Linked DNA regions of Homo sapiens: region 1 is linked to region 2. A link is a loop called in an ENCODE intact Hi-C map of the cell type or tissue named here. Cell type or tissue: mammary epithelial cell. All regions are shown on one strand. Links, peaks and the distances in the headings refer to the core of each region. The heading gives the core; the rest is flanking DNA. Region 1 overlaps LOC105370777 (a long non-coding RNA gene). Region 2 overlaps GPR176 (G protein-coupled receptor 176).

What was found. Hi-C counts contacts between places; a loop is a spot of excess contacts. Peaks named below come from ENCODE experiments on the same cell type or tissue, not always from the same donor. Only the 100,000 strongest peaks of a DNase experiment are listed, where the experiment ranks them.
Region 1: it touches region 2 in a loop (11-fold over the local background); 1 of 110 quality-filtered maps calls a loop at or near these places.

Annotation. Positions count from the first base shown.
Region 1 is chr15:39,182,827-39,195,398 of GRCh38, reverse strand. The region is part of intron 1 of LOC105370777 (a long non-coding RNA gene); the gene reads left to right. Among named protein-coding and RNA genes, the nearest start is that of LINC02915, 62 kb to the left of the region's middle. In mammary epithelial cell, for the core only: no CTCF peak of the experiment used is centred there; DNase peaks (open chromatin) are centred at 3,308, 6,278, 10,198 and 10,528; H3K27ac peaks cover 5,323 bases.
Region 2 is chr15:39,867,635-39,880,206 of GRCh38, reverse strand. The region is part of intron 1 of GPR176 (G protein-coupled receptor 176); the gene reads left to right. Among named protein-coding and RNA genes, the nearest start is that of GPR176, 46 kb to the left of the region's middle. In mammary epithelial cell, for the core only: a CTCF peak has its summit at 5,066 (motif pointing right); a DNase peak (open chromatin) is centred at 2,316; H3K27ac peaks cover 1,092 bases.

The DNA.
Region 1 (12,572 bases), core at 2,803-10,802, 690 kb after region 2:
GGGGGTTACCCTCTGCATTGTAGGGTATTTAATGACATTCCTCACCTTTACCCACTAGGTGCTATTAATTAATATTCCCTCAGCTGTGACAACCATAGATGTCTCCAGACATTGACAAATATCTCTGGGTGGAAAAAGTTGCCCTAATTGGAAACCATTAGTTGACAGCAAAAGACTAATTCCTGTCAGCACTGACTGGTGGGACCACTTTCTTGATCAGAATTGGTTCAGGAATAGGCACAGTTGAATCTGTCAATTAAGGCTCTCTGGATCTGCAGACAAGCAGGGCTAGTACTTGACAGAAACTGTCCAAAGACCTTTAGCACTAAAATGAGAAAAACCATTAAGTGTTGGAGAGGAGAAGGCTATCATTGTGTTTGGAGTTAAGAAGAGGGTGGAGAAGGAAGATGAAGATGTCAGGGTGAAGTTAGGTCTATAAGTCTGAGCCAAGTTGAGAGCTTATGGTAGAGGCCACGCCTGCTCCATTGGGCTTGTCTAGACCAAGACCTATTATTCAGAACCCCCAGTCCTTGCCATTTGGTGCACTTTGGTATCCAAATCCTACATTTTGATAGAGCACTGAGCAAAGGCCTAGGTGGATCTTTGATGATGAAGTCCGTGCTTGTCACTCCAACTTGATGATCCACTCTCTTCCATATGGCTGTCTGGTTCATTATGAGAAGGCTTACAGGAGGCTACAATGGCAACTTTCCAGCAATATGAATGCTTTGAAGGCTCAGATGAACTCTGTTAAGAGAAGAATGCCCAGCAAGGTCCAGGATAATGTTTATGCTGAATCTTGTCCAAGTTTCTCTTCCTGGGAAAGATATTAGCTGACTCTGGAGCTAAGTCTAAGTTGAGGCCAGTGAGACCTGTCCTGTAGCTTCATCCCCATAACAATGGTTGATACTGGCTTTATTCATGGCTTCCTATCTACTGTTTCCAGAGATGATCTTTCACAGTCTTCAATAAGCCTTCAACTCTCAGGAATTTTACCATTTCTAAATTCAGGATTTCTGCTATTTCCTGTGGTTATATTGGCCCTATAAACAGCACATCTTTCTTTTCAGTGAAGAAATTAAATGTCACATAGTCTGCTCTGAGAAAAGAGCCAAGTTCAGGGCAGAGACTACCTTCCTGGGTACCCCCCAAGAAGGAGTCTTGATCACTTCTCTAAACATGCCCTGGATGTTCCCAGAGCTCATGAAAACGCTGCTCTCCAGTGGTGCTAGCAGCTCTGATGAAGGCTAAGTCCAAGCTCTGAATTCAGGAGAGCAGAGCTGCCTCCTGCTCCCACCACCGTGGTTCTCAGGCAGTAATGGTGAGCATGGCATTTAAGCACAGTATGTGGCAGATGGCAGGAATTTAATGCATAATTTTGTTTGTAAATTGAAAATGAAGTAGTGTTCCTTATAAGACTTCAGGGTATTGGGAGCTTTAGGTAATTGCAAATGAATTTCATGGGGCTTTGCATGGGGTTAAGTTTCTTTCTACCTTCTAAGAAGATCCATAGCAGCACAAGCTGACTTTTCTTAACTGAGATCAGGAAGTCATCAACTAACAAACAGGGCGGCGGCATTTAGCCTCTGCTGTGTACTATCTTTATGTTTGTTTGTTTGATCCCTAGGATACAGTACTATTTAGTTAGAGGAAAACATTTTTTCTACTTGAATATGTTTTTATCAGGTTTCTGATCCATTAGGCATTCTCTTCTTACTGATAAACATTTGCAGGCAGATTGTAAAACTACATTTGGAGGGGCAATGGGGGTAGAAATTTGCTTAAATTTTGTGCATTCCTTATTTTTGTACTCTCAAAATTTCCTACACTCTAGATTTACTTAGAGTTTATTTTATATATTTACATGCCTATATTTTCTTTAAGTAATTTTTTTGTATTGGTTTGAAGAGTGTGTATGAAAGGGAGGGGGAGAGATAAAGACACACAGAGAGGGTTTTGCTTTCAGTGCCTCAAAAGGCTTAACTTGGTTATTCAGGAATGATCTCAATTTTGTTTTGCACATATTTCACTCTGAATTTTATCCAGAAATTTAAGGTTACAATAACTCTTCTGTGGTTAAAAGCTGTTTTAATTCTAGGAATCTCAGTCTGAATATACTTTAAGGAAAGAAAAAGTCTAATATATTTGGTACTGAACACTTAGGTCCTAATTTTCTGTTCTGCCCTTATGCATTATGCAATATTTTCAGTGGGTTGGCGTTCTGCTTGGTGACCTTTGAAACATGCAGGCACCATCTTGAAATGAGGACCAACAGAAGTTCTGTCTTTCCTGTTTACTGTGCTCGCTTTCCAGGACTTCTTCCTGACAGTGTGTCTCAAACCCTGAAGGTTGACAATGAACACTCATAGAAAAAAAGATAGAAATTTGTTTGTGGAAGTGGGTATCTGAAGGGTTGCGGTTGATAAATTATTGCAAAATGGTGAGGAGATTATCTGAAATCGATCAAAAGTTATAACGATGGTTGTGGATGGGTGTGGCCCATCACACACATGGTGAACTACACTAGCTGGTAGGCGTCTCAGGTTTGTGAATGTGTGGATTTTGTGGATCCCACATAGCTCAATTCAGCTGAGTGCAGTTTCCTGGGTTCATCTAATACTTTTTGCAGATAAAATTGCAGAGAGTAAACTTGGCATTTACATTATGCTCAAATTGTTTCCTGATATTTCACTTACACTGAAACGAATGCAGTTTCAAAATAAGAATTTATAGCTAAACCAAGCGTATAACTATGATGATCACAGCTAACATATCTTGAGCCCTTGTTATGTGCCAGGCACAATTCCAAGCTTTTGACATGTATTAATTAACTCATTAAGTCCCGTTAGCAACTCTTGAAGTAGGTACTATTGTAACCCTTATTTGTAGATGAGTACACTGAGCCACAGAGGGGTGAAACAACTTGTCCAGGTTCATAGAACTACATGGGCAAGACTCCAGCTCCTGTTTTATTCACTCTGCTCTTCCTCCCTCTCTATTGAAAGGAAAGTAACTACTTTTGGATGCTAAACCTCAACTTTACAGAGTAGCAAAAACTATCAGATGTTCTTGGCCTATCATTTGCCACCTGATATTAATAGGAAAATGTCTTAACTCCTTCCAGCCAGCAGAACACTCACTGAATATGACTTAAGGGGATTGATGATGGAGGAACTGTCTAAGCTATGTCAGAAGAATCCAATGTGTTAACTCACTTTTTGCTTTAGTCTCCTTTCTTTCCAGGGCAAGATTTTCACTATGTGCTAATGGAAAGCAGTGGGCAGGGGAAGGGCAAATAAATGACTACACAAAGGTACATACCTGTACTTGGCCAGGGTGGATCTATATTTGGTAAGATTAAGCCCTATTGTATTTTCATGTCTAACAGTTACAGAATTGAAACTTGTCCCTCAGGACAGGAATTTGCTATCTACATTCCAACATTCCTTGTCTTCTGAGCAAAACCACTGCATTGATGTCATCTAATCCTCTTGTTTTTATATTTTCCCTCTTAGCTTGGTACTGTCTCCTTTCTTCTCTGGCCATTCTACCACACTATAATGGAAGGTTTTTGTTTTGTTTTGCTTCATTTTGTCTCCCCCACTCCTTTTAATTTGTCTTTGCTGGTGAGGGTAGTGGTAGTAGGCAGGAGTACGTTGGGAAGAGCAGAGAAACAAAACCACTCTAGGCTTTGAGAAAATTAAAAATTTGAGGTCCATTCTCATTTATTCTTCTTATTAAAAATATATCTTTGTTTGCAACTGTTACATAAGTCTCAAATTACTTAAAAATTGAAAGTCTCAAAAATTTCCTTTTGATTGTATAAAGGTTATTTAAAAAAATAATAAATATTCTCACATACAACCAGAAATGATAACAATTACCCCAAGCAGTGGTTCTCAACTCTGCTTGTAGGTTAGAATCAATACTTGGGGATGGTTTTTAAGTTATTTAAGAAACAATATCAACAACCCCCTCCTTTGTTCCTGTGCCCTGACAAAGAACAAGAAACTATGGTAAGTTGACCAGGGCAAGGACTTCTGCCTCTATTACTATACAAGGACTGCACTGGATAGCATGTTCATTCATTCATTCATTCCTCATTATTTACTGAGGACTTAACAAGTGCCAAGCATGGGGAGGAATGATGTGATGATTATGTATGCTCTGGAGTGAGAAGACACTGAGATCTGAAGGATGTGCAGGAATTAGCAGGGTGAAGGCAGGAGCATCATGAGAGAAGGTTGTGGGAAGAGTAATCTGGGCAAATGGTAGAACTCTGTGGTGGGAAGGAGAAGACCTCAGAGGAAGTTTTCAGAAGGAATGTGTGGCTGGGGAGGGTTGTGACTGGCCAGGACTGCTCTTTGAGACCTTTCTGTCTAGTCTCCGGTCTGCACTCACTGGCAGCCTGGGGAAGGACCAACAGAATATTCTACCACCGCTCTCCCCCAGTGCCTCTCTGAACAGTCAACTGCGATAGCTGCTCTGTCTTCACTGAATTCACCTAGGCCTTTCTCTCCGCTGTCCTGTCCATATGAGGTTTCCTCTGTGGTCACTTACTGTGTAGCAGCATCTATTCCTTAACTATTTAAGAAACCTTGGCCAGTTTGAGGCAGGGACGATATAAAAAGTCAAGGGAGGCTCTGGGGATTTGGGTTCTGGTCTTGGCTCTGATACTAAGTAGCTCCGGTGTCACGAGTAAGTCCTTTCTTTTGGGGGACCCCAATTTACTCACCTATAGGATGAGAGAGTAGGCTGAAGGGTCTCTGAGGCTCCTCCGAACTGAAAGCTTACCTTCTAGAGAAGCTCTTCAAGCCAAAAGTCTTTACCTTGAGATACCAGACTTGCTAGTTAATTTAGTTAAATTACACTTTTAAAATAATCATTGCTAGGACATAAGACTAGTTGAGAAATATATATTTTAATGCATATTTTAATTCAGCCAAGCTTGGGATGTCCGATTTCTATAGAATAGCATAAATATGGATGTTATATTCCAGTGGCCCTAATTGTGGTTAACTTTCGTAGATCCAGATGCTGCATATACCACAATTGAATAATAAAATGTCCTCAGACACACAGTACAAATATATGAAATATTTATTTGTGTTAATATGATGAGCCCTGAGATGAGTCATTCAAAATGGTGGTAATCTAATTATATTAAGAAATAATTTACTTACCTAAAATGAAAAAAAAATCCTAAAAATACCTAATGTTGGTATTTCTCAGGTTCTATTATTGGCCATGTCAATTGGAGCAACCATTTGGAAAGTCATTTGGCAACATCTCCCAAAGCTGAATATACATGAAGCCTAGGAGCCAGGAATTCCACTTCCAGGATATGCCCAATAGAAATGAATACATATGTTCACCAAAAGGCGTGTCCTAGAATGTTTATAATTGTGAACAGACCAAAGCTAGAAACTATCCAAGTGTCCATCAACAATGGAGTGGGAAATAAAATGTCTCTTCGTACAATGGAATCTACATAGCAATGAGAACAAAGAACTTACAAAAGTACACAGCAACATGGATGAAATTCACAAGCATAATTCCGAACAAAAAATGCCATGTACCAAAAAGCTTATAGCATATGACTCCATTTATGTACAGTAGAAAAACAGGCAAAACAGCTAGCCTGTTAGAAGTCAGAATGGTGGTTACCCTTTGAGGGGCTGTTCCTAGATGGGGACTCATGGGGTAATGTTCATTCCATGTCTTGAACTGTGCACTGATTACACTGGTGTGTTTAGCTTGTGAAATGTATCCACCTATACACTTATGTGGTTTTCTGTATGTACATTATATTTCAATAACATTTTAAGAAAGTGTTTTGCCACTTATTAGTTCATTTGACCCACACAACAGTTCTAGGAGATAAGAAGGCCAGGTAACTTTTCTTCAGATTTATAGAAAGAAAACAGACTCAAAGTTTGGTCCAAGGTCTCAGTGCTAATTGGTGGTGGAATCAGGTTAGGTATGTCAACCTCCTGGGCCAAGAAAGATAGTCTCTGTTGGAGCACCTTGCACAGTGCTTGATGCATAGTAGGTGCTCAATAAATTTCATCTGAAGCTGGATCATAGAATGGTGGCCTTCTAATCCCACAAGGCTGTTATCCTGCTGTGGGAGTAACCATCTTCTCTGGTGGTCTAATGTCCCTTATAGAATGTGCGTATTCTCTCCTAAGAGAAGAGTGGAGATGAGGCCTGAGTCAAATATCCTAAGAAGCTGCCAAAATACCTGTGGAGAATTGCATAACCTTGTCCCTCTAGGGCTTAGAAAAGAATGAGTCAGACAGTCAGTTCTCAGACACGGTGCCCAGGAAAACAGGAAGAAGGTTCACTTAGGCAGAAATCCATGTATGTGACCTTGGATACATCACTGAACTTCTTCAGGGGCAACAATTTGAAAGACACATTTGAGACACTCTGCCTAGGATGACGTGATCCTTCTGTAGCTGATCTTCTGAGACCCGTGAATTTTATGTACTATTTTCTAATTATATTCTCATTATTTTCAAGGGCATCAGACTGCATTTCAAACTTGACAATTCCTTTGCTATAATTTCAGCTCAAATTTTGACTAATTTATACTTTAAATACAAATATGCCCCATTTTCTGCTTGTCATCATAGTTCAGAAAGAAGTTATACCGACCATGTTATATAAAGTAATGAGGGGTCCTATTCAGCTTGTTAACCATGTTTCTTAAAAAAAAAAAGTACAATAGAACTTTCTTTGTCAATATAAAATTCGAGTTATTTATGATGTGGCTAAAGATATGATAAGAAGTCTCAGGAATGGAATCTGTTATTGCTTGGAAAATAAAATCTCAAGACCTTCTTTGGAAAAAAATGGAGAGTGATAAAATGCTTTCATTTAGGGCTTGGCTGTGATGTCAAGGTCAGCCAATGAGCTTAGAGGGAATCTGAGAAAAATAAAGAGAAAAATAGAAACAGATGTCTGGAAAATCTTCTTGAATATTGCTGGTGAAATTGTATGGTTAGAAGACAAAATTTCAGTGTTACATCCATCATCCTAAAAAGGTTATAATGAAAGCCATTTAAATTGGTGTTCAAAAACCTTGTGAGAACTTTGGTTGACTGTATTCCACCATGAAGTGCGTTTTGATCTGAAGTCTTGGTTAGGGTATTCCTCCAATAGGTCAGCTGCCATGGGCCTCCTATTAAGTCAAAGTCTCTATTTCAAATTAGCATAAGAGAGAACGCTGATGAAAAGGGGAATAAGAATAAAGCTAAATAATTGTTTTGGCTTCTGATTGATCAGCATCTATGTTCTCAGAAGCAAGTTTCTTTTTGCCTCTAGTTGCTGCTGATGGTAGGAAACAGAAAAATACCTGTCTTAAAAAGTTGCCGAAGATGGTCAGTTGAAAGGGTTGAAGAGCCTAACAGAGGAAATAGATCACCAATAATGGAGCTAAAAAGGAATGAAAGTAGACAGCTTAGAGATAGGACCCTTGGAGACACTCAGATGGAAGGGTTGTCAAAAGGCTAAGCATAAAAGACCAGGAAGAGCTATAATTCTAATTAAGGTTCAGGATGGTTTAAAAAGGAAAATAATCAAGATTGGTAAGAAGAGTTTAAACTTATAGTAGTGATAATGATTTGACAGTTTGTTCTAGAATGTCTATCTATTTTACTGATTAGTTTTCAAGAGTGCTGTAATTCATACTAAGAAAAGTAGAGAAAGCTGATTATTTCTAACTCAGTACTACAAAGGTTTGACTTAATTCTGTTAAATTCCTGGCTTACTGCTAATTGTATGACCTTGGATAAATTACTTCACCCCTCCAAGCCTCACTGTCTTCATCTGTAAAATGGAGAAATAGTAGCACCTACTTCATGACATCACTTTGAGGCCTCCATGGTGGATATGAATTGCTTATTCCAGAGCTTAGATTATATTAAAAGAATACTACATGGTTTTTGTTGATGGTGGTAATGATGATGTCCTTGAATATCTTTAAATTGAGGTGCTCATCTCTACCTTGTCTTTCAAAAGATTCGAAGTGTCTTAAGTCCCAAATAATAAATAAAATTTTATTTCTTTTTATTTCTTGTTTATATCTCACCTCCCCTAAAAGCAAGACTAAAACAAAATATTTATAAGGTTATTTCAAAAATAAAAAGGGGCTAGACACAGTGGCTCATGCCTATAATTCTAGTGCTCTGGGAGACTGAGGCAGGAGGACCACTTGAGGCCAGGGGTTTGAGACCAGTCTGGGCAACAGAGCAAGACACCACCTCTACAAAAAAAAAAAATACAATAAAAAAAAAAGAAAAAGAGAGAATTTATAAGAGAAAGATTAAGTCAGAATAAAAGAAAAAATACAAAGATGTGAACTAGAGAGAGAGTCTGTTTCAATCAAAATCTTAGAATGGATGGTTCATTCAAAATAGGGTAATGTAAGAAACATTTATTTTGAAGACTATTTACAAAAGTGGGATTGTAGGAGACCTTTAAGAGATATTACTTCTAGGCCTGAGGAGGGTGGGGTCTGGAACCCTGAAGAGAGAGTCCTGTAGAGCACACTGCCTTGAGAGGACCACAGGTCTCTGTTGAGACGCACAACTAGCCGGAGGTGACCTCACGGGGAAGGACTGGGGAAACACATTCTCTGAATTCACTCTCTTTCCTCTTTCTCATCTCCTGCTGCATCTTCCCATTTGCCCAAAGAGAACTGGAAGCCAAAGGGAGTGCGAGCCATTGATATTATTTACACAGACCCATCTGTCTCCAGGAGCAGAGGAAGAACGGGGAAGGGGAGGCAGTGGATCCAGAGGAGCAAACAGAACATGTCGAGCAGAGGGTACCAGAAAGTTGATAAATCAACGCTGAAATCTCAACCAGAATCCAAAGCACAACGGGGAATAGGATCATATACAAAAATAGCGTCATCAAATAATAAAACACCATGCCATTTCCACTGGAGCTTTTCTAGAGAATTCCACTTTTAAATGACATTCTGTAAAATTGTCCAAGTTGCTAAACATATAAAATTGTTGGATATCAATTTACATCAATTAAATTTGGGATGCATCTAGGAAAAATAATACTTTTGGCTTTAGAAATTGGTCCAATCTATTCTTTCTGAAAATGAATAGATAAAGATTTACAAAGGCAAATTTTACATTGTGACAATAAAATATCTTCTTTTTCATTAAGATTATTTTTAACCTACTATCATGACTGTTAAGTAGATAGCTCATAAAAAGGGTTCAGATCATTAAGGTAGGTTTAAAAGAAAGAGGACCAAAACATGCTGACTTATTCCATCCAGAATTGTTCGCTGATACATTGGGAGAATATCCCCGAGGGTTGAGTTTCATGGGGGTGAAGTGTAAGTATTGGGAATCAACATTCTCAACTGAGCACACACAGCTTGGCCCATCAATGGTTCTTTCTCACAGAGATGGAATCTAAGAGAAGGTGAGAAAAAGCTCCAAGTCAGCTTAAACTGATCTGGACAGATCGTTCCCTCTAGGTGAAAAGTCTGCCAGAGGAATCAGTGGTTGGAAGCAATATTCTCCTGTTTTGATATTTTGAAAGCCAGATCTCCCCAAAGATACAGCAAATAGAGCAGAGATTTGCATAACTCTCTTTGGTAAAATCTCTACTTTGTGTAAATACAATATTGGATGGATGGGGCAAATCCAATACTAGTTGGTTGTTAGTACCACTAAAAAACAACTTATGTTGTTAAACTTTATAAACACTTTCAGAGAATTACATAAACCTCAGAACAACATTGTGAGGCACTTTCCTCTTTCGAGGATGGAAATGTAAAACTCAAGAAGATTGAGAACGTTCTCCAGATCACCAACTGCTAGGATTAGTGTGAGAATGATGACTGGAGGGGGTGATAATCAACAGTCTTCTAAACATCTTTGTTACATGAACAAATGATACAGGTGAGAACACAGTCCTTTGCTTGTTTAGCTCCTGAGAATGCACATGAATTTAGAGGATGAACAGGGTGGGATTCCCATGCAAATCACTTCCATCTCTATGGATGTAGATGAGGATGGGGAGAGGCAGTGCCAGTGGCAGAGCAGCAGCAGGACTTCCTGGTGGCCCAGGCACCCAGTGGCTGTCAAAGCATGCCAACCTGCAGGAGCCAGACAAGCGTGGGTGGTTTGAGGTAAGTCCATGTCTCACGGATTGCCTGGGAGGCTTGGAAGCCTAACCACCCACGATGACAGGCCCTGACAGCCACAAGCAGGCATCACTAATCTGGGTCCCACTGCTCCATGCTCACTGTGTCAAAGGCTGCAGGTCAGTTGACAGCCTGGCAACCCTAAATTTGGAGTGCATCTAGGAAAAATAGTAATATTGTTTTCAGAAGTTGGCCCAATCTATTTTTTCTGAAAATGAACAAATAATAAAATGATCTATAAAGGCAACTCTCACATTGTGACAGTAAAATTCTATTGTCAATTTTATTGCTGTTACTCAGAGTGAGTCCTCTGTGTGAGGCGTCATCAGCAGGAATAACCAGGGTCATTGCTTGCCCTTTTTGGATTTTTTGTGCTAGAATCCTCTTGGGCTATTGTCAGTATGTGTCCTCCTCACCTCAGGGAAGTGAGACCTGAGTAATCACCCTTTTCACAACCCTTCTCAGAATTTTACAGAACAACTGGACTCAGTTAAGAAGCTCACAGCATCAGCATGCCTGGCAAGGAAGACCCTTTATTTCCCTTGTTAACAGGCCTGTGGTGGGCACTCAAACAACCAGATTGTCTCTCGGGAATCTCTTTGCCTTGTGAAACCTAGAAAATGTCTAGGGAATCTCTTTGCCTTGTGAAACCTAGAAAATGTCTTCAATGACAGGTGTTTTTGGAGGGGAGTTAAAGAAATAGCTTCTTCTCAATTAATGCAAAACACTGCCTCTCATTCCACCATGCAGCTCCACACATTGCTTCATGACTTTTCATCAGGCTTATGTAGCCCCAGAAGGGTACACTTTGGCAATAGGACATTGCCCTCTTCATTGTGCTTGGCAAAGCCCACTTGAGAAACGAAAGCTCCACAGAACCCCTCAAATTCATATGCTGGGCCACCCTAACTCTAATGTGAATGAGAATGGCCATAATGTGATAAAAACTTGTAAGTACCCAGCTTATTCCTCCTGAAGACCCTGAACACATTTCACACTGAGAAATATACTCTGGGCTCGATGTAAGCCATGGACAGGAAGCACTGCCATCAGCCAAGAGTAAGATTCCAGGAACTTCACCTGAAACCACTGCCAGATGAAAGCCACCTTGATTCTGTGACCATTGGAGACTTGGTTTCCTTAGTTGAATAAACACAGAATGTGGAGCTGGTAGATTCGGGATTAAAGCCCTCCACTGCCATTTAAGACGAATAGGGTTTTAGGTAGTCTTCTTAATTTCCCGAAGCTTCACTTTCTCATCTACAAAACCTGGAGATACCAATGCCTGTCTTATAGGGTTTCCAAAGCGATTAAATGTGCGCTCACAGAGAGAGGATGGGGACAAATAGCTCCCAAGGCATTCTTAACTGTGGAATCAAGATGGCCTCTTGGATCCTTGTAGCATCTCTCTAGGTGCCCAGTGGCTTTCACCTCCATGACTTCCTTGAGTCTCACACTAATCCCATGAAGGGGTTAAGAGCAGCTCTGGAACACTGTTGTGTAAGAAGAAAAAGGCACAATACTGAGAAGTTTAATGACTTTTTCCTAACATCATAACAGGTGGAACCAGGACTGATTGTTCTGCCCAAAACATTATCCAGGAAACTCTGCCAAATCATATTTTGTAAACAGTCTTACAATATCTGAACAGCAGATATTCAGGTGAGACACAAGGAAGAAGAGCTGTTCTACCCTGAAACTAGCCACAAATGAGAAGTTCTAGAATCTTCTCTGACGCTGAAGGATTTAGAAATGCCAATCATGAAAATGGCATTTCTGTTGAAAAAGTAATGATTCTTTAGCCACACCATTAACCTATTTAAAATGATGCAATCAATTTTGCTGTTAGTCATCTGCTGTGAATTATTGAGAAATAATGGCATTATGAAATATTATGAAGCCATTAAAAACAATGAGGCAGATCTATATGTGCTGAGATCAAAGGGTATCTATCAGATATTGTTTACTGAGAAATGCAGAGCAATATGTATAGTGTAATTGCATTTTTGTAAAAATAATATATACAACTTATATGGCATACCTGCTATAAGAGATCAGTAAGATTATATATCAAACTGTCAACTGGATTTGTCTCTGAGAATGTATTTGGAATGGGGATCAGGTAAAGGAATTTCAATTTTTTAAAACATTTTTTCCATTTAAAATTTTACAGTGAAGTGTATCCATCTTTTTAAACTGCAGAATATCAAAAGTCAGGAAAACAAAAAATCACATATAGTATATATAATAGATATTTATTAAATAAGAACTTAGTGAGTTTCATAATTCTGTTACAAAATATTACTATTATACTTCACATTTAATTTGGCTTTATAATATATATATTTTTAATATGCATTATGTCATTTGGGTTTTATATAACCCTCTTGAG
Region 2 (12,572 bases), core at 1,745-9,744:
TTTCAAAAGAGTGGTGGGGGTCCATTGCTGTACTTTTGGAAGTGAGTGGAAGGTGAGAGAGTGAATTTCTCCCTTTGAAGCCACTGTGCCAGGAGTTGAAGATTTCCTAGCCAGAGAAGTTCTGAGTCTTGAGAAGGTTGAAGGTGTTCACTGTGTGCATGAGTAAAGAGCAGGTTAAGTTCATTTGTTGATAAGTATAGGAATTGTGGGTCTTGTCACCCACATAGGACTTTGAAATTATCCTAAATAATGGCAAGGCCTGGGTGGGACAGAGGCTATGAGTCAGATACTAAAATCTTTAGCAAATGAGAAGGAGTTACCTGGAGGCTGATAGGTTACAAAAACAAAGAGGGAGTAGAAAGAGATGTAACCAGATGACAGGAGTTAAAGGAGTCTGGATTTTATATAAATATAGAAGGGCAGTGTGTTAGATGTACAAATAGGGAGTGAGTGAGGAATAGGATGACCTTATTCCCAACTTCGAGGTGGGGTGCCCAGGAGACTGCACAGCATCCAGTGGGGAAGCGGGCCCTTGGGTTTTGGTTAAGGCCAAGGTCTGTGAGGTAGGCACGATGTTGTCAAGTGTTAGTCCTGTCATGCAACAAGTTGCAGAGGGTCCAGTAAGAGGTTAGAGAGGAAAGGGGAGTAAGGTCAAGGAGGGGGAGCTCTGAGCAGCATGGGCATGAGGGTTTGAGAGTACAGTTTTGCACATATGACAAGGATGTGAAGTGTGGTGGCATTAATTGGCCTGAACATTTCAATAGACCTTTGGGATGAAGTTGCTTTAGGTTTCCCACAGGCATCTAAATATCAGCTGATGACCACTGACCTGTTCCAGTCAAGGCTGTGTGGCTCCTGGGACCATATTTTTCCAACATTACTGAAGGAGGTTAAGTGGGCTCCCAAGCAGCAACACCCTCATTGGTCAAGGTTTTAGTACTGGACAGGGAGTTAAGAAACAGGGTTTTAGGCTAGCTTTGCCTCTAACCTACTTTATGGACCTGGGCGAATCACTTAAACTTTTAAGGCCTCACTTTCCTTATTTTTAAGTGAGGGGTAGGCCCAGTAGTCTGTAAAATGATAGTTGACCCATTTGTTCTCTAGTTTTCTTCCATTAAATGTGGCACTTACGGTACTGTTGTAGTATCATTACAGCACTCAGTAACCTCTCAGTAATCTTCACCAAGGTGTACCACCCTTCAGGCCTAGCCACATATACATACATCCAGCAACGCCTACTCTCATCTTACCTCATCTGTGATGTTCAGGAAGGACCGTGTCCTCAGTGCCTAAATACATAGGGGTTTCTTCAGTGTTGGCCTTTCGGCCAGCCACCCCTCCCTGACTGTCACTCTGGTCATTTACTTTTTGTTTTATTCTCTTCTTTAGAATAATAGTGAGCTTTATTATCCAAAGAGCTTTAAAGTGGTTTTACAACTAAAGGCAGGAAACCTCGTACACTGGTATGAATGTAAATTAATTGGAACAACCATATGGAAAAGGGTATATAGAGGTTCTTAAAAAAACTAAAAACAGAACTACCATATGATCCAGCAGTCCCACTTATGGGCATGTATCCAAAGGAAATAAAATTGGTATCTCTAAGAGATAACTGCATTCCTATGTTCATTGCAGCATTATTCACAGTAGTCAAGATATAGAGTCAACCTGTGTCTGTAGACAGATGAATGGATAAAAAAATGTGATACACACACACACACACACACACACACAAATATTATTTGGTCACAAGGAAGAAGTCTTGTCATTTGCAACAGCATGGGTGATCCTGGAGGACATTGTGCTAAGTATAATAAGCCAGCCACAAAAAGACAGTACTGTATGATTTCACTTATATGTGGAATCTAAAAACATTGAACTCATGGAAGCAGAGGGTAGAATGATGGCTGTCAGGGGTGGGAGAAATGGGGAGATGTTGGTCAAAGGGTAAAAAGGTTCAGTTGTACAGGATTAATATGTTCTGGAGATCTGAGGTACAATGTGGTGACTACTGTTAGTAATACTGTATTGTACACTTGAAATTTGCCAAGAGAGATCTTAAATGTTCTCAACACACACACACACACACACACACACACACACACACACAGGTAACTATGGGAGGTGATGGATATGTTAATTAGCTTGATTGTGGTAATCATAATGTACATGTATATCAAAACATCATGTATACCTTGAATATATACAGTTTTTATTTTCAGTTATACTTCAGTAAAGCTGGGAAGAAAGAAGTGCTTATAGTGAAGGAAAATGCGGCTGTGTCATTGTTTTGAACATCTCTGTTGGGAAATACTGCATGAGTAATGGAAAGAGCATGGAGTTGGGGCAGGGTGCGGTGGCTCACTCCTGTAATCTCAGTGTTGTGGGAGGCCAAGGCGGGCAGATCACTTGAGGTCAGGAGTTTGAGACCAGCCTGGCTAATATTGTGAAACCCCATCTCTGCCAAAAAATACAAAAATTAGCCAGGTGTGGTGGCGTCTGCCTGTAGTCCTAGCTACTTGGGAGGCTGAAGCAGGAGAATTGCCTGCACCCGGGAGGTGCAGGTTGCAGTGACCTGAGATCCGTCATTGCACTCCAGCCTAGGCAACAGAGCAAGGCTCCAACTCAAAACAAACAAACAAAAAAAAAAAAAAAAGAAGAAGAAGAAGAAGAGCATGTGATTAGGAGCCAGGAGTCCTGGGCTTGATGCATCTGCGACCTAGTTCATAGGTGAATGCTAATTTAATACAAGGCAATAAAATGTTTAGAAAAATATTTGCTCACATTTGATGGAACATCTTTTGTGTTTGCCTACATTTGGATTTGGGGGAATTTGGGGTGAATATGACTATAAATGAGTGTGTTCAGGGATGTTCACTTAAACGTATCAGTGTGGCTGGGGTTGGGGGAGAGGAGAAACTTATTCTCCTCTTAGCTTTGTCCTCCATCTTGTTTTTGTGTTTTCTGGCAACAGTAACTTTGATAAAAGAGATCTTCCCAAGCCTGATGAGACAGCAAACTAGGGAATGAAAGAAGGGAGGATATAAATAGCACTGAGGACCAACATGGATTTTTTTAGGTGTTTCAGAGCTGCTAGACTCAATAATTGGGTTTTCTTATGAGACTTTTAATTGCTTTATTAAGAAAAATAGGATAAAATAAAATTGAACAAATTAGGCAGCCAAGCTCTGGAACTAGTAAAGAAGGCTCTATTTGTGAGTTGAAGAAGTAACCTTATTTTTTCCCCCTGATTCTAAGACTACTTTGAAGGAACAGAAGATAATGTAGATCACCTATTCTCTTTCATTCTCTCTCTCTCTCTGTCTCTGTCTCTGTCTCTCTTTCTCTCTCTCCCTCCCTCCCTCTCTCCCTCTCTCTCTCTCTCTTTTTGTAACAGGGTCTGGCTCTGGAGTACAGTGGTGGGATCTCAGCTCACTGCAACCTCAACCTCCTGGGCTCCAACCATCCTCCCACCTCCCAAGTGGCTGGGACTACACACCCAGCTAATTTTTGTATTTTTTTTTTATAGAGAGGGGGTTTTGCCATGTTCTCACTGTGAAAATTTACTACCAGAAAATAGGCTAAGAAAAATAATAGCTTTCATGAGATACTGGATAGGCCATTCCATAATAATAGCAATAGAAATTAAATTATAAACATTAACATAAACATCAACATCATTAACATTATATCCCTCACTGAAACAACTGGTAGAACACCACTTTGAGAATTGCAGCTCATACTGATCTTGTATGCAAGAAGATGAGAGAGAAGGTGTGTTTAAATCCAATTTTATTAGGCCTTAGTTCGCTGTGCACAAGAGGGTAGTAGCAATGGATTTAAGTTCAAAGGAAAAAGAGGTTCCTGAAATTCTCCCTGAAGTGTAGCATCTGCTATTTATTTCACATGTTTACTATCAATTTTGAATATATGTTAGTAGGACCATGAAAGAAGTTATATGTTTATGCAGCTGAAGCATTTATTTTTATTCTTCTGCTCAATTCTCTTCTTCTTCTTCTTTTTTTAAAAATATGTATTTCTTGAGTCAGGGTCTCACTCTGTCACCCAGGCTGGATCACCCAGGCTGGAGTGCAGTGGCAGGATCGTGGCTCACTGCAGTCTCAAACTCCTGGACTCTAGTGATCCTCCCACCTCAGCCTCCTGTATAGCTGGGACTACAGGTGTGTACCACCACACCCAGGTTAAATACATATATATATTTAAATTAAATATATACATATATGTAAATTAAATATATACATATATTTAAACTCATATATATATATGAGTTAAACATTGGGAGGAATAAAAATAGATTACAAAATATTGCAAAAAAGTACACACCAAATAAGTCAGATGATGACAGGTGGTGGTTTGTGTATGTGGAAGAAACTTCTTTGAGTTAAGCAAGATGATAAAGGGAGTATTTTAAATTTTTATCATACTTAATGATTTTAAAAACATTTTCACATATGTTATTCACTTTTCTCAACATACCCATTAGGTAAGGAGGCTCGGCACTAAAACCCCATTTCCTACATGAAGAAATTGCAAGTCAGGATTTGACCAAGCTCATGGAACTGAGTGGCAGATTGGATAAGAATCTGTTTGCTGACTCTTGATCCAGTGGGCTTCCTAATACTGCCGATTGTCTATGAATAGATAGCATTGAAAAGCTCAATATTTACAAATGAGTCAATTTTGCTTGTATGTGAGAACATATGCAGTTCTCCAGGAATGCTTTAAAGTGTCAGCTCCAAGAGTGATATGAAAATATTTGTCCATCTAGCATGGATTCTGCAAAGACAAGTATTTATCTGAAAACACCTTACCAAACAAATTATTTCTTTGTAGTCAAAGAAACAATAGAAATTCCAATTTGTATTGTCATGATAATCTAAGACATTTTTAGAAACGGTTGGTTTTTGCTTTTATCAGGCTCAAAAAGCGAGATAGTGGCTCCCATATTTAGGAATTTTGAAACTATTAATTTTGACAGGTAGAAACAAAGCCATTATTCCAAACAAAAGTGAGTGAACTCTGCCTGGCACCAACAGATGGCAGTATTGGTTGTGTACTGGGCTCCATGTTCTGTTGTTAGTCTATGGTAGACTCACGTTTGCTGGAATTGCAGTTAATTTTTTGTTTGTTTGTTTTTGTTTTTGAGATGGAGTTTCGCTCTTGTTGCCCAGGCTGGAGTGCAATGGCGCGATCTTGGCTCACCACAAACCACGCCTCCCAGGTTCAAGTGATCTCATGCCTCAGCCTCCCAAGTAGCTGGGATTACAGGCGTGCGCCATCATGCCCAGCTAATTTTGTATTTTTAGTAGAGACAGGGTTTCTTCATGTTGGTCAGGCTGGTCTTGAACTCCCGACCTCAGGTGATCCACCTGCCTTGGCCCCCCAAAGTGCTGGGATTACACACATGAGCCACCGCACCCAGCTGGAATTGCAGTTAATTTTTAAGCATTTTTGTGACATTATTAACCTCATGTAAGGTGTATGGAAAGCAATGATAATAAGAAACATTCTATTACTCCAAGTCTTATTGACTTTTAAGAAAGTAAAGATGATAAAAGGTGAAGCAACAATGATGACTTCCCTAAGTATGCAAGAGAAGAATCACTTGACACCAGATTGTTTCTGAATGACAAACTGCAGACCATGTAACACATGTAAACTACTGTTTCAATGCAGCTAACAATACATAGCAAGATGAAAGAAATGTGACTGAGGAGAAGGAAGAACTTTGGAATTTGTTATTGCATAAAGCTCTGTCAATATAAAAAAAAGATGCCAATTAGGCTAATATTTGGAGAAGATGAGAAGGTTTGGTCTGGTGAAAATGGATGGTATCACAGGCTTTATGACTGTTCCCATCAGCAGATCATCCATGTGAGATGTCATTGGTAAGCATCTGACATAACCCCTGAGGGGTTGTCAACTCTTGGGGAGTTACTATTGAGGGGAGTTACTTACCACACTACAGGTCAATTTTGGAAAAAGATGCCCAAATCTAAGGAAGATCAATGAAAAGAAGAGGAGGATGACTGGTGTTGAAACTCTGAAGTGTCACCCACCTGTTTGGTGGAAACTCATATAGAGACTGCAGACTTACGTAAGTCACTTGAGACTTACAGACATCTTCTCAATACCTAACCTTCGTGCAATACATTTTGAGTTCTTCATGTCATTAGGTTTTGGGGGAAGCATGGCTAGTTGATTTCATAGATTTCCTTTTTGCACAGTAATTTAAAAACCTGCCCTTGAAAATCTTTAATCAGAAACACTTAGCAGGGGCAAATTTTTATCAGCTTGAATTTCACCATCTGACTTTGTACTTTTCTGCTTGGTGATAAAGATGTAGTTAATGAATAGAATGGCCAAAAGGGGGACAAGAATAGAATAAGATGAAAGACAAATGACTGGTTGACAATCGTGGGGGCTGGCTTGTGGTGATGGTGAAGGTGCAGGGTGCCCATAGATAAGTGTCAGTGTCTCCCACTTGGTTGGTCTACTAGGAAGCTACTTCACCTTCTATTGAATATATATTAATAAGAAAAACTAGTCTCAAAAAAAAAAAAAGAAAAGAAAAACTAGCCCATGGCTGGTTAATTTCTCATAGAATGAGGTGCTAATGTATGAGCCTAGGTCACCCATGAAATTCACAGATTAGCTCTTCATTTGCTGCAGCCAGTGTTGTAGTTTTCGGTTCTATGCTGTCATCTTGGCCTGTGATATCCCTACCTGCGCACAGCTGGTATTTTTGGTTATATTTGATTTCTCTCTCTTCCTCTTTCTCATTCCCAAATTGATTCTGCCCCTGAAATGTTTCCCATTATCACTTGCCACTGCTGTAGTCCAGACCTTATTACCTGAGAAACAGTGTAGTAAAAATTTGGGCTTTGGAGTCAAACTTGACTTAAGAACCTGTTCCTTCCACCCACTAGCTTTATGACTTTGGGAGAGCTGCTTAACTTCTCTAAGCCTCTGTTTTCTCAGGCAGAAAATGTGGTTAGTTATAGTACCTACTTTGTGAGGTTGTCTTGAAGATCAGATAAGACAATACAAGTATAGTGCTTAATGTTTAATATATGTTAGCTATCAGCACCTGTATTTTTCGAATGGACTCTTCACTGTTTTTCATTTCTCTGATCTTTAGCTTCTTCAAGCCATTTCTCCTACTGTTACCAAAGTTATTTTCTTAAAGCACTGTTTGGATTCTATTACTCTCATGATTACACACACACACACACACACACACACACACACACACACACACACACACACACACAGATATTTTGGATATTTGTCCCCACCAAAATCTCATGTTGAATTGTAATCCTCAATGCTGGAGGTGAGGCTTGGTGGGAGGTGTTTGGGTCATGGGAGCAGATCCCTCGTGGGTTAGTGCTATCTTTGCGAAAAGTGAGTGAGTTCTTGTGAGATATGGTCTTTTAAAGGTACGTGTGGCACCTCCCCACCAACTCTCTCTCTTGCTCTTGCTTTCATCATATGAATGTGCCTGCATCCCTAGAAGCAGTTGCTGACATTATATTTCCTGTACAGCCTGCAGAACTGTGAGCCAATTAAACCTCTTTTCTTGTAAATTACCCAGCCTCAGATATTTCTTTACAGCACTGCAAGAATGCTCTAATACACACACACTAGCAGCAGCAACAACCACACAGTGAAGTCCTTTCCTGGTATCTCATTACCTAGAGGATAAAGTTGGTCTATTTTGATCTCTTAACAATTGGGTCTCATCCTGCAAGGGATGTCCTATTGTGTCCAGCCTCATGTCCTGCTGTATCCAGTTGTCAGCCTGTACTCCTCCTTCTCATACTCCCCATCTTCTCTGTACACATCGTGTATGTTTAGCTTTCTCTCCACCATTGACTTCATCCTGCTTCAGTTTGGAATGAACATCCCAAATGCCCTCACCTATTCATTCTTCAAGGCCCACCATGTCAGACTTCATACCTCTTCTTTTCTCCTACAATGTTGTTTATCTCTCTATTATACAACTTATTTCTTCTTGCCTTAAAAGAGTTTTACTGAGTTATTTTCATGCAGCTGCCACCAGCATATTCCAACCTTGGGAATGTAAGGAACTTGTTTTAGGAATCTTTGTATTCTCTATAGAGCCTAACTCAGTGGGTTGCATATTTGTAAGTGCTCAGAAAATAAATGCTGAATTGGATAAAATTGGCCTCATTATCCCTTTCCCATTAAAAAGCAATCTAATTTGCTAATTCAGGGTTTATTTATGAATGTCTTTCCATTTTAGCTTTTAGGTCACTCAGTAGGGATCAGTACATAGCATGGTATTGACATTAGATGAATGTATGTGCTTTGAATTCAAATCCTAATTAGTTAGATTCCCAGGCAGGTTGACTTTTTTGGTTGCTAGGAAATCAAGTAATAGAAAGGTATCACTCCATCAGTCATTGGTCACCTGCATGGGTGGAAAAGTTCGTGCAGATACTCTTGAGTTTATTTAGGGAAGCTTGGGAAAGGGTTTTGAAGCTTTTAGCCATACAGCGGTGAGGAACTACAGTAGAGTATTAGGAAAGGGGCCATGAGGATGAGGTCAAGGTGACAATCGAAGAAGGCAACTTGAGCATGTGGTGAGCACTGTCTGTTGTGTACTAGTTCTGTTAAAGGCAGTGAATCCTGCCCTGAGGGATGGAGGAAGTACTGTATTTCTCTCTACAGAAATACTTTGCAATGAAACATACTCCTACATCTCCACTCTCTACCTTGCCCTGTGTGATAAGAGATGGAAGGATATTAACAAAGAATGGTTTATTAGTCCCCACTTTTTCTTTATGGAACTCTCTTACTCTTTGATATCATGTCAGATTGGAACCTCAAAATATTATTTTTTGACTGCTCCATTAGACCTCAGTTTGGTGTTCTTCATCTGTTTTGGGCCACTGGCTTGTTGAGGATATGATGCAAGTTATGAACCCATTCCTTAGTTAAATGCACACGTACTCTAAAATTTTCATATAATTTCAGATAGTTTATTGACCCTCCCAAAGTCTGTCCTTACAATTCTCTTTTTAAATTCTGTGCTTGCCAACTGTATTAGTTTTCTATTATGCTTGGCAGTTAGTGACTTAAAACAACACAAATGTATTATGTCAGTTTCTGTGGGCCAGGATTCTGTCATGGGTAAGGTGAGTCCTCTGCTCAGGGTCTCACTAGGCTGAAATGAAGGTGTCAGTGGGGGCTGCAATCTTATCTGAGATTATCTTAGCTGAGGTCCTCTTCCAAGCCCATTCAAGTTGTTGGCAGAATTCAATTTCTTGCAATTCTAGGATGGGGTCCTCATTTTCTTGCTGGCTGTTACCTGGGACTCTAAGCTCCTAGAAACCCTTCCTCAGTTCGTAGTGAGAGGGCCCTCTCACAGCATGGCACCTCACTTCAAAGTCAGCAGGAGAATCTCAGTCAGTGGGCTCTGACAGAGTCTCATATATTATGCAGTGTAATCAAGGGAGTGGCATCCCATCATACTCGCAGGTCCCACCCACATTCAAGGGGAGAGGATTATACAGGGTATGTAGACCAGGGATTGGGAATCTGGGGGGCTCAATTTAGAATTATGCCTCCCACACCAATTCTCCATTTTGTTAGTTTTCTGGTTTTGGTGTTATGACACACTGATAAGTAAAGATAAGTTGTAAGATATCACAAATAATCTGTTATCAATAAAGTACTGGAATTTATCATTTTCTTCTAATAGGAAGAGATTTGCGGTTATCCTTTAAATGATGTCATTCCCTTTTGCTGCTCTCTTGAAGGGAATAGAAATGGATGGAGTTGCTATAGCCCCCCTGTAGTAGGCCCCCAAGATATCCATGTCTTAATTCCTGAAACCTGTGGCTATTACCTTATATGGCAAAAGGGATTTTGCAGATGTGATCAAATAAAGGATCTTGAGATGGGAGATTTTCCTGGATTATCTGGGTGGGCCTTAAATGTCATCACAAATGTTCTTGTGAGAGCGAGGCACAGGGAGGGAGATTTGACTACAGAAGGAGGAGATGTGACAATGGGGGCAGGAAGTTGGAATGACACGAGGAAGGGATCATGAGCAGCCTTCAGAAGCAGAACAGCAAGGAAACAGATTCTCCCCTAGAGCTGCCAAAGGAACTGGCTCTGCTGACGCCTTGACTTTAGCTCAATGAAACTGATTTTGGACTTCTGCCCTCCAGAACTGTTAGAGAATAAATGTGTGTTGTTTTAAGCCATGAAATTTGTGGTTAACTTGTTTTTTAGCAGTCCTAGGAAACTACCCTTTAATAACTGTGTTTACTTCTAGATATACTAATGGGACACCACCACCCCACATCTATGATGTCTACATTTTAAAAAAAATATGCACTGAGACTATTTGGGGATAAAGTTGGAAGAGGTCAAACAAAATGGGGAATATTTCTAAGGATCAAATGTGATTGGGGTAAAGGATTAATATTGTGCTATTGCAAAGAGACAGTAGGCCTTTGAACAAGAGTTCAAAATAAATAATAAAATAATAAATAATTGAGAGAAACAAAAGAATGAAGGGATTAAAAAGGGAACAAAATGTGAGGAAATGAAGATGAGGAGAAGAGAGAAGAAAAAAATAAGGAATGGAGAAGTACAATTTGGCCACAGATGTGCTCTGTAAACAGCTTGTGACAAGTGGCTCTTGTCTGGGAGGATTGATGGCTCAGGGCTGCACCTCTGGGAGCTGAGACACCTGCCCGAGGTCGGCATCATGACAAAGCTGTTTCTTCTCCACAGCTCGGTAGCGATGTCATGAGCACCTTGCCATTGCCTCTTGTGGCTTCAACTGCTGTGTCTGGGACTCCAGATCCAAGAATCTCTGCCTTCTTTTAAAATAGTTTGATGGAGGAAAAGATATAGGGTATTTTTTATTTCACCTAACCTAAGTATTTTCCAAAATACCCATGATAGAGTCCTTTTTAAAGTAAAATGATGGACCCTAAAATAGCAAAATAAAAAGCTCACCACAGTGTTCTTTTTTTTTTTTTTTTTTTTTTAAAAAGCAGTTGTGGGAATGAAGGACAGTGCTGCCACTTGAACAGAATGCAGAGGGGAGTGTATACACAGTGCTTTTGGAAACTCAGATGTCTCAGAAAATGTTCTGTAGGACTAAGCACTTATTTGGGGGAATTTTTTTTTTTTTTTGAGACAGAATTTTGCTCTTGTTGCCTAGGCTGTATTTGGGGGATTTCTTACTTCACTAGCAAGCCCATTTCCCATTTCCGGTGACCTCAGACTCTTTTATGAAGCCAGACCTGTTACCTCATCGGACAGGTCATTCAGGTGAATTTCAGGTATCTGCAGAGGACAGACACTGGCCTGGCTCCTGCCCCTTCGTATGGGCACAACACTGTCCAGGTAGCCCCTGCACAAGGACTGGAAGCTGATGGTTACTGAGATTTTGGTCTGTCCCCCACATTTCATTGTAACCGCTGGGTTAATGGGCTAATGTTAGCACTAATTAAAGATGTCTCTCTTAAAGCCTTTATCCTGAGCATTCCTAAAAGTCCAATAAAAAAACCCACAGCAAGTGTTTTGGCAAAGTAGTTCTAAAAATGACTGTATGCATAAAGCATTGGTTTGTCTTTGAGTGACCTCTTTGACTGACCTAGATACCATGATTAGCCATGTGCCAGTTCCAGGGAAGATGTGCCCAAGTTGCTAATTCCTACTTCGTATCTCATTTGTATGTCTTACTAAAATCAGAAGATCCCCCTTCTGCCCTGCTTTCATTTAGAAGCTGCCTGATACTCACAGTCAGCATGGGGACCCTGCTTGTTTTTAGGCTGGTTTATGGACTGCCTTTGTTGAGAAAAACCACTCTGCTGCCTGTATTCTGATCACATCACCAATCACATTGCTCCTGACCATCAGTCACATTTGTCAAAAAAGTGACAAGGACTCCAAGAGCCTGGAGAAACCCATTTGTGGGTGGCTGTTCGTGATCCCAGACTTTTGTTCTGCTGCTAGCTTCCTGCTCCTGCTTTCTCCTTGCACCAGTGTAAAACTCAGTTCATTCATTCCTGGTGCCCTTTGCACTTAGCTATCTCTTAATGATGGTAGAAGGTCCTTCCAGCCCCCCATCCCACTTATCTAGTAAGATGTCATTTATTATCTTAACAGGTGGCATCATGGCTTAGGCTTTGGTTGGATCAGCCTGAGAAAATAGCTGGAATCCAGGTAATAATATAAACATTGAAAGAGACTTCAAACCTCATGTAAAATCTTGCCCTCCAGCCACTCAAACTGTCTCCTATTCCAAAATACTTGAGCAGAGTTGCTGTAGTTCACATCCCTCATCATAGATGGTCCTGAGCAGTCTAGATGGTGGTCGGGATACTCTGGGCCCCACTCTGCCTTAGCCTTGTGTCCACTCCTCACTTCACTCTTTTCCTCTTTTCTCTCCTGTCAGTTTGACCTCATAAATATGCCTCCAGGATCTGCTCTTTCTCCGCTGTTTACTCACGTCTTGGGGAGAGGTGCTAACTAGATTTCTGTCCCTCCTGTCTCTTGCT